Regions from separate parts of the Homo sapiens genome. Here region 1 is linked to region 2. The links are chromatin loops, found by intact Hi-C in ENCODE. Cell type or tissue: Caco-2. All regions are shown on one strand. Each heading gives the region's core, and the rest is flanking DNA. Links, peaks and the distances in the headings are about the cores only. Region 1 has its middle 20 kb from the start of SLC22A8. Region 2 overlaps ATL3 (atlastin GTPase 3).

Evidence for each region. Peaks named below come from ENCODE experiments on the same cell type or tissue, not always from the same donor. Only the 100,000 strongest peaks of a DNase experiment are listed, where the experiment ranks them.
Region 1: it touches region 2 in a loop (14-fold over the local background); 31 of 110 quality-filtered maps call a loop at or near these places.

The regions. Positions count from the first base shown.
Region 1 is chr11:63,033,676-63,038,068 of GRCh38, forward strand. No RefSeq gene overlaps it. Among named protein-coding and RNA genes, the nearest start is that of SLC22A8, 20 kb to the left of the region's middle. In Caco-2, for the core only: a CTCF peak has its summit at 2,191 (motif pointing right); no DNase peak of the experiment used is centred there.
Region 2 is chr11:63,633,463-63,637,855 of GRCh38, forward strand. It overlaps ATL3 (atlastin GTPase 3), which reads right to left. Exons shown (of 13, transcript NM_015459.5): 9 at 2,745-2,872; 10 at 2,072-2,128. It overlaps LNCROPM (lncRNA regulator of PLAAT3 mediated phospholipid metabolism), which reads left to right. Exons shown (of 4, transcript NR_199012.1): 2 at 4,029-4,273. Among named protein-coding and RNA genes, the nearest start is that of LNCROPM, 19 kb to the left of the region's middle. In Caco-2, for the core only: a CTCF peak has its summit at 2,572 (motif pointing left); a DNase peak (open chromatin) is centred at 2,569.

The DNA of each region.
Region 1 (4,393 bases), core at 66-4,065, 600 kb before region 2:
ATGACAAAATACTGAGCTGTTGACTGGGGCTGGGAAGAGGGGATATCCTTATCCCCTGTAGAGGGTTTATTCCAAGGTGTCTCTAAAGCCTCTTGGGCTTTATCTCTATGTTAAAACTCTCTTTTGGGCTTTTGGGATGTGGACTGACAGACCCTGCATGCCTGGAGGATGCTGGGCCACTGGGAGCTGGCTTATCTTACTCTGTTCCAGGCTAGGGACCGAATAAGCTCAATGAGCTGTTTGCACAGCTGCAATGTTTCCTAGAAGAGGGCTTCTTACCTGGTTCCTGAATCAAGAATCATTTCAGCGTTAGGTGGGATCCATCCAGACCAGTCATCTAGACAGTTCCTTAAATTGGGATTTTATTTTACTTTTATTTATTTTTTGAGATGGAGTCTCTCTCTGTCCCCCAGGCTGGAGTGCAGTGGCGCCATCTCTGCTCACTGCAAGCTCCGCCTTCCGGGTTCACGCCATTCTCCTGCCTCAGCCTCCCGAGTAGCTGGGATTACAGGCACCAGCCACCACGCCCGGCTAATTTTTTGTATTTTTAGTAGAGACAGGGTTTCACCGTGTTAGCCAGGATGGTGTCGATCTCTTGACCTCATGATCCACACGCCTTGGCCTCCCAAAGTGCTGGGATTACAGGCGTGAGCCACCGCGCCCGGCCAATTGGGATTTTTTTTAAGCAAAAAAAGAGGATATTTTGAGAATGATGGAACTCCTGGTCTGAAATGAGAACTATATATAACTCCTGGATTTTTTCCTTTCCCTCAACTCCCCGGCAATGGATTGAATGTTTGCGTCCCCCACAAATTCTTATGTTGAAATCCTAACTCTCAATAGGACAGTATTAGAAGGTGGGGCTTTTGGAAGGTAATTAGATCTTAAGAGTAGAGACTTTAAGAATAGGATTCGTGCCCTTGCATGAGAGCCACAAATAGCTCTCCAGCCTTCTGTCTGCCATGTGAGGAGACAATGAGAAGACAATAGTCTTCAACCTGGAAAAAGGCTCATACCAGAGCCTGACCAAGCTGGCACCTATCTCAGATTTCCAGCTTCCAGAACTGTAAGAAATCCATTTCTGACTTTTATAGGCCACCCGTATATTGTATTTTTATGGTAGCAGCCTGAACAGACTAAGGCCTGTTGGCTTTACTTTCACAATGGAAACCAGTCTTTTCACTCCTCATTCTCTGCTGCTTCCTTTCTAATTCAAGCTACCATCACCGCTCCTCCGGACCCGTACAGTCATCTTCCAGCTGGTCTCCCTCCTCCATCCCTGTCTTGTACAATCCATCTTCCACCTAGAAGCCAGAATGGTGTTTTAGAAACCTGAATCCAAGCATGTTATCTCTATGTTAAAACTCCCTAATGCATTTAAAAATCTCCACAATCTGGCCCGCGTTTACCTTTATCTGACACCACTCGTGTTGATTTTTTTTCTTTTTTGAGATAGAGTCTCACTTTATCACTCAGGCTGGAATGCAGTGGCTCGATCTCGGCCACTACAGCCTCCACCTCCTGGGTTCAAGTGATTCTCCTGCCTCAGCCTCTTGCTGTAGCCGTGATTACAGTGCATGCCACCAAGCCTGGCTAATTTTTGTATTTTTAATAGAGACGGGGTTTTGCCATGTTGGCCAGGCTGGCCTTGAGTTCCTGGCTTCAAGTGATCTGCCCGCCTCTGCCTGCCAAAGTGCTGGGATTACAGGTGTGAGCCACCGCGCCCAACCTCGTGTTGATTCATTTCTTGTTATTGTCTTTTCCTTTGCCCACACTTACCCTCCTCTCCCCTTAGAATGTACACCTTTGAGAGAAGGGACCTTGTTTGTCCCAATCATAGAGACAGAGCTGTGCCTGGCACTTGGTGGATGCTCAATCAATATGTTTACAATGCAAATGGCAGAGAAGAAATTTAGGCAAGCAACCGTGGGTTTTCTGTATTCAGTTCTGATACCGACTTTCAGTTCTTTTCACCAAAGAATTGGCAAGAGTCCTGAGCCAGGTGCTGGAGGGGATGATTGGGACTTCTCTTCCAGGCTCTGCAGATACCCTTTTGCATGTCCCAATATTGTTCTTTTCACACACCGATCCATGCCTTGGTGGCTCTTTTCACATACAGCTTTCATTCTTGCCAATGTAGTTATGCAACGATTGTGTCAAGTACTGGAACATTCCACTAGAGGGCAGTAGAATATAGTGTTCAGAGTTAGGGATCTGAAGCCATTGACTGCCTTGCCATCTATTCCCTTCCAGGAATCATTTTGGAGAGAGGGCAGCGATCATTTTGAACCATGATGATATGAGGGCAACCACCTAGGGATGGTAGAAGAGCAAGCTGGATCAAATGGCCATATAACACATAAATCACTATGGTTAAGAACTTAGTACCCCCTGCCATTCCTTCCTGCCCCCTACAGGTAGGCTGCCTGGGTTAAAATAGGAGGGGGAGGGAGGAGATGTACATTACTGCTGCTCACATCCCATTGTCCGGAAAATACTGCTTGCTGAGGTGTCATATGGCTACACTTTCCTATAAGAAAGACTGTGAAATGTTGCATTTTTTCTTGGTGGCCAAAAATCTATTATGGAAGAATGGGAAAATGAATATTGGAAGTTAACTGGCAATTTCTGCCACAAATTCTTTTTTTTTTTATTATTATACTTTAAGTTCTAGGGTACATGTGCACAACGTGCAGGTTTGTCACATATGTATACACGTGACATGTCGGTGTGCTGCACCCATTAACTCGTCATTTAAATTAGGTTTATCTCCTAATGCTATCCCTCCCCACTCCTCCCACCCCACGACAGGCCCCGGTGTGTGATGTTCCCTTTCCTGTGTACAAGTGTTCTCATTGTTCAGTTGCCACCTATGAGTGAGAAGATGCAGTGTTTGGTTTTTTGTCCTTGCAATAGTTTGCTGAGAATGATGGTTTCCAGCTTCATCCATGTCCCTACAAAGAACATGAACTCATCCTTTTTTATGGCTGCATAGTGTTCCATGGTGTATATGTGCCACATTTGCTTAATCTAGTCTATCATTGTTGGACATTTGGGTTGGTTCCAAGTCTTTGCTGTTGTGAATAGTGCCGCAATAAACATACGTGTGCATGTGTCATTATACCAGCATGATTTATAATCCTTTGGGTATATACCCAGTAATGGGATGGCTAGGTTGAATGGTATTTCTAGTTCTAGATCCCTGAGGAATCGCCACACTGACTTCCACAATGGTTGAACTAGTTTACAGTCCCAACAACAGTGTAAAAGTGTTCCTATTTCTCCACATCCTCTCCAGCACCTGTTGTTTCCTGACTTTTTAATGATCGCCATTCTAACTGGTGTGAGATGGTATCTCATTGTGGTTTTGATTTGCATTTCTCTGATGGCCAGTGATGATGAGCATTTTTTCATGTGTCTGTTGGCTGCATAAATGTCTTCTTTTGAGAAGTGTCTGTTCATATCCTTTGCCCACTTTTTGATGGGGTTGTTTGTTTTTTTCTTGTAAATTTGTTTGAGTTCATTGTAGATTCTGGATATTAGCCCTTTGTCAGATGAGTAGATTGCAAAAATTTTCTCCCATTCTGTAGGTTGCCTGTTCACTCTGATGGTAGTTTCTTTTGCTGTGCAGAAGCTCTAGTTTAATTAGATCCCATTTGTCAATTTTGGCTTTTGTTGCCATTGCTTTTGGTGTTTTAGACATGAAATCCTTGCCCATGCCTATATCCTGAATGGTATTGACTAGGTTTTCTTCTAGGGTTTTTATGGTTTTAGGTCTAAGATTTAAGTCTTTAATCCATCTTGAATTAATTTTTGTATAAGGTATAAGGAAGGGATCCAGGTTCAGCTTTCTACATATGGCTAGCCAGTTTTCCCAGCACCATTTATTAAATAGGGAATCCTTTCCCCATTTCTTGTTTTTGTCAGGTTTGCCAAAGATCAGATGGTTGTAGATATGTGGCATTATTTCTGAGGGCTCTGTTCTGTTCCATTGATCTATATCTCTGTTTTGGTACCAGTACCATGCTGTTTTGGTGACTGTAGCCTTGTAGTATAGTTTGAAGTCAGGTAGCATGATGCCTCCAGCTTTGTTCTTTTGGCTTAGGATTGACTTGGCAATGTGGGCTGTTTTTAGGTTCCATATGAACTTTAAAGTAGTTTTTTCTAATTCTGTGAAGAAAGTCATTGGTAGCTTGATGGGGATGGCACTGAATCTATAAATGACCTTGGGCAGTATGGCCATTTTCATGATATTGATTCTTCCTATCCATGAGCATGGAATGTTCTTCCATTTGTTTGTGTCCTGTTTTATGTTTTTGAGCAGTGGTTTGTAGTTCTCCTTGAAGAGGTCCTTCACATCCCTTGTAAGTTGGATTCCTAGGTATTTTATTCT
Region 2 (4,393 bases), core at 192-4,191:
AGTGGTAATCTCAGCACACTACAACCTTCGCCTCCTGAATGCAAGCCATCCTCCTGCCAGTGCGTGCCACCACGCTTGGCTAACTTTTTAAGTTTTTGTTTTGCAGAGCTAGAGTCTCCCTATATTGCCCAAGCTGATGTTGAACTCCCAGGCTCAAGTGATCTGCCCACCTCAGCCTCCCAAAGTGCTGGGATTACAGGAGTAAGCCACCACACCTGGCTCCATTGCTCCAACTTTAAGAAATAGATGTGAGTCAAAAAAAAAAAAAAAAGAAGAAGGAAAGGTTGGGCGTGGTGGCTCACGCCTGTAATCCCAGCACTTTGGCACTTTGGGAGGCCGAGGCTGGCGGATCATAAGGTCAGGAGTTCAAGACCAGCCTGGCCAACATGTTGAAACCCCATCTCTACCAAAAACACAAAAAAATTAGCCAGGCGTGGTGATGTGCGCCTGTAGTCCCAGCTACTCAGGAGGCTGAGGCAGGAGAACTACTTGAACCCAGGAGGTAGAGGTTGCAGTGAGCCGAGATCACGCCACTGCACTCCAGCCTGAGCAATAGAGCAAGACTCTGTCTCAAACAAAAAAAAAAAAAAAAAAAAGGAAAAAGCCGGGTGTGGTGGCTTACGCCTGTAATCCCAGCACTTTGAGAGGCTGAGGTGGGAGGATCACTTGAGTCCAAGAATTCAACACCAGCCTGCTCAACACAGCTAGATCCTGTTTCTATTTAAAAAAAAAAAAAAAAAAGAAGAAGAAGAAAAAAAAGGGGGCTGGGCGCGGTGACTCACGCCTGTAATCCCAGCACTTTGGGAGGCTGAGGCGGGCAGATCACGAGGTCAGGAGATCGAGATCATCCTGGCTAACACGGTGAAACCCTGTCTCTACTAAAAATACAAAGAAATTAGCCGGGCGTGGTGGCAGGCGCCTGCAGTCCCAGCTACTCGGGAGGCTGAGGCAGGAGAATGGCGTGAACCCAGGAGGTGGAGCTTGCAGTGAGCCGAGATTGTGCCACTGCACTCCAGCCTGGGCAACAGAGCAAGATTCCACCTCAAAAAAAAAAAGGAAAAAATTATTTGCAATGTCAATCCCAGGCTCTAGCTCCCTTTATGAAAATTTTCTGCTACAAAATAAATCAACACTTGGCAATAAATCCCCTTATGTTCAACATATGAAAGTCAAAAATTATGTTTTAACCAAATGACATTCTAGTTGCAAATTAAAAACCTGATTAGTGAATAGTAAACAGGTGTGTCAGGACATGTTCCACTAAAGTAAATAACAGGTCAGGCACAGTGGCTTACACCTGTAATCTTAGCACTTCGGGAAGCTGAGGCAGGCACATCGCTTGAGCCAAGTTTGAGACCAGCCTGGGCGACACAGCAAGACCACATCCCTATTTTTTTCTTTTAATTAAAAAAATTATAGCCAGGCATGGTGGCTCACCCCTATAATCCCAGCACTTTGGGAGGCCAAGACGGTCGGATTGCTTGAGTCCAGGAGTTGGAGACCAGCCTGGGCAACATGGCTAAACCGATCTCTATTAAAAAATACAAAAATTAGCCAGGCATGGTGGTACATGCCTATAATCCCAGCTACTCGGGAGGCTGAGGTATAAGAATCACTTGAACCCAGGAGGTGGAGGTTGCGGTGAGCCAAGATTGTGCCACTGCACTCCAGCCTTGGCAAGAGTGAGACTCTTGTCTCAAAAAAATAATAAATTAGAAATTATATAAAAATAAAAAAAATAAACAACAGATGACAAGAACTTGCTTGTCTAACATGGTGGGTATGTTTCAACCACGTATAATAAACTGTGCTTCCCAAAGTGTGTTTGGTGAAAAGACTAGGCCCAGTGAGGAGAGGCCATTTCGTTTTAACTGTACCACCATGAATACAAACAAGTGAACTAGAAAAGGTCGCCACACTACTGCAAAATGTGCTAAAAAAAAATTAACAGACCTCAGCATGATGAAAAAGGAGAAAAAGTGCATTCTCTTCCTAAAGAACTCTGCTTATTGTATACAGGTCAACTCAAGTAATTTAAGGGTAGCGTTTAGGATGTCAAATCATTGTTTACCTGAAGCATGGACTTGGGGTGAGGCAGATCTTCTCCTTGATAAATTTTAATATATGCCTTAAAATATAAACATAAAAACTGCTATAAAATGTTATTCAGTCATATCTTACTCATATTTAATTTTTAGAAAGTGACCATACAACTGCATTTTCCTAAAGACTTAGGTCAACAACCAGGAATTAGCAAAAACACACCACACACCTTTGAGTGCATGTTAGCATTTTTAGTTAACTAAAAATGTTCTCAAGCAGCACAAGCCTACAGAGGCTAGGATTCCCATCCAGCTCCCCATGCACGCTGGCCTCACCACTACCTGTGGGCAGAGTGACCATCCGCCTTGAGGTAGTCGTGTCACATCTAGGTGCCGTCTCCTCCTACTCACAGCAACTTCCTAACCACCTCCTGTCCACACCATCTTCCTTGAGGAACAATCTTCCTTTAGTCACAGCTAATTGCTCCTCTAAGAGAGTGCAAAGAACATCCATTTGGTTCTTAGACCGATACTGCCACCCAATGGCCCACTCCTGGAAGGACACCAAGGTCTCTGAAAATGCCTCTCACCATCTCCCCCAGAAAATTTTTAAGTTTCAAAATATTTAAATTCAAGTTGATTTACGAGTGAGATCAGCTTTACCAAAAATCAAACATTTTAATAACTAAAACCCATATTTACCTTAAAATACTCCAGTAGTCCCCGACAGGTGACCTTTGAGCCATTGATCTCCTTTTCCATTAACTTAGATGGGTTTAATACATACGGTATCAGTGCCTGTAACTGCTCTTTGAATTCACCAGCAATATCTGTTCACAGGACGACAAAGAAGGGAAAAATAAGCCAAACAGCCTTATTCAACCAAGGTGAACACACAATGCAGTCTTCCCAGTCTAGTGCTTTTAACATTGGTTGTTAAAAGTGAGAGAGAAGCCGGGCACGGTGGCTCACGCCTATAATCCTAGCACTTTGGGAGGCCGAGGCAGGTGGATTGCCTAAGGTCAGGAGTTCGAGACCAGCCTGACCAACATGGTGAAACCCCGTCTCTACTAAAAATAGAAAAACTAGCCAGGCGTGGTGGCAGGTGCCTGTAATCCTAGCTACTCAGGAGGCTGAGGCAGGAGAATCTCTTGAACCCAGGAGGAGGAGGTTGCAGTGAGCCAAGATTGCACCATTGCACTCCAGGCTGGGAAACAAGAGTGAAACTCCATCTCAAGAAAAAAAAAAAAAAAGTGGGAGAGAAGAAGGGGTCTGAGACTATGTTTTGACACTTTCTGGCTATGACCAAGTTGCTGACAGATCTCTGTCCCAATGTACCTTCATTTTTCTCCTTCCCCACTGTAGTAGAAAGTCTTCTCTAGTTCAAAATAGAATACTATATATGCAGAATATCTTTACCTTGGTTTTCATTCTGGGATATCTGGTCTACTCCCTAGCCTTTCAAGAAATTTCACTTTTTAAAGAATTTGATGGCCGTGCGTGGTGGCTCACGCCTGTAATCCCAGCACTTTGGGAGGTCAAGGCGGGTGGATCACGAGGTCAGGAGTTCCAGACCAGTCTGGCCAAGATGGTGAAACCCCGTCTCTACTAAACATACAAAAATTAGCCGGGGGTGGTGGCGGGCACCTGTAATCCCAGCTACTCGGGAGGCTGAAGCAGAGAATAGCTTGAACCCGGAAGGCAGAGGTTGCAGTGAGCCGAGATCGCACCACTGCACTCCAGCCTGGGCAACAGAGTGAGACTCCATCTCAGAAAAAAAAAAAAAGAATTTCATTAACAGGGTCTTCAACAAGTCAATTTTCAACCTCTCAAGTTGTCTCAGGCCTTTGCCATGCCCTCACACTACTACTCCTTTAAATCAATTAGAAATCACTGGTCATTGATTTATTCTTGTTAATTTTTTTAATGTTAAAAGAAGTAGAAGTACCTGTGCCTCATTATATTTATTTTCTATTATCTCCTCAGAGACCCTCGGAACCACCCCAAAATGAAAAGACCACTAACTCAAGAAAGGTGACAGATTCTCTGCAGCTTCTACAAGGTTCCCACAGAGGGATCAGTACAGCCATTAAATAGAGCTCTTTCCTCAAAGTAAGAATTATTAGCTGGTCCAACTATGAAGACACAGGAGAATTAAAATACAGAAAAGCTGATTTACATAATCTTCTAACATCTTCCTGGGTTCCCAGCTATACACTGAAAAAAAGCAGGTAGGAGCCCACATCAAATAAGAACTCTTTAATACTCCACCAACCAGACTATAATATGAAAAATGAAACTAAAATTTCAAGAAAGCATGGGAAAAATACTTTATAACCTTGCAGTGAAAA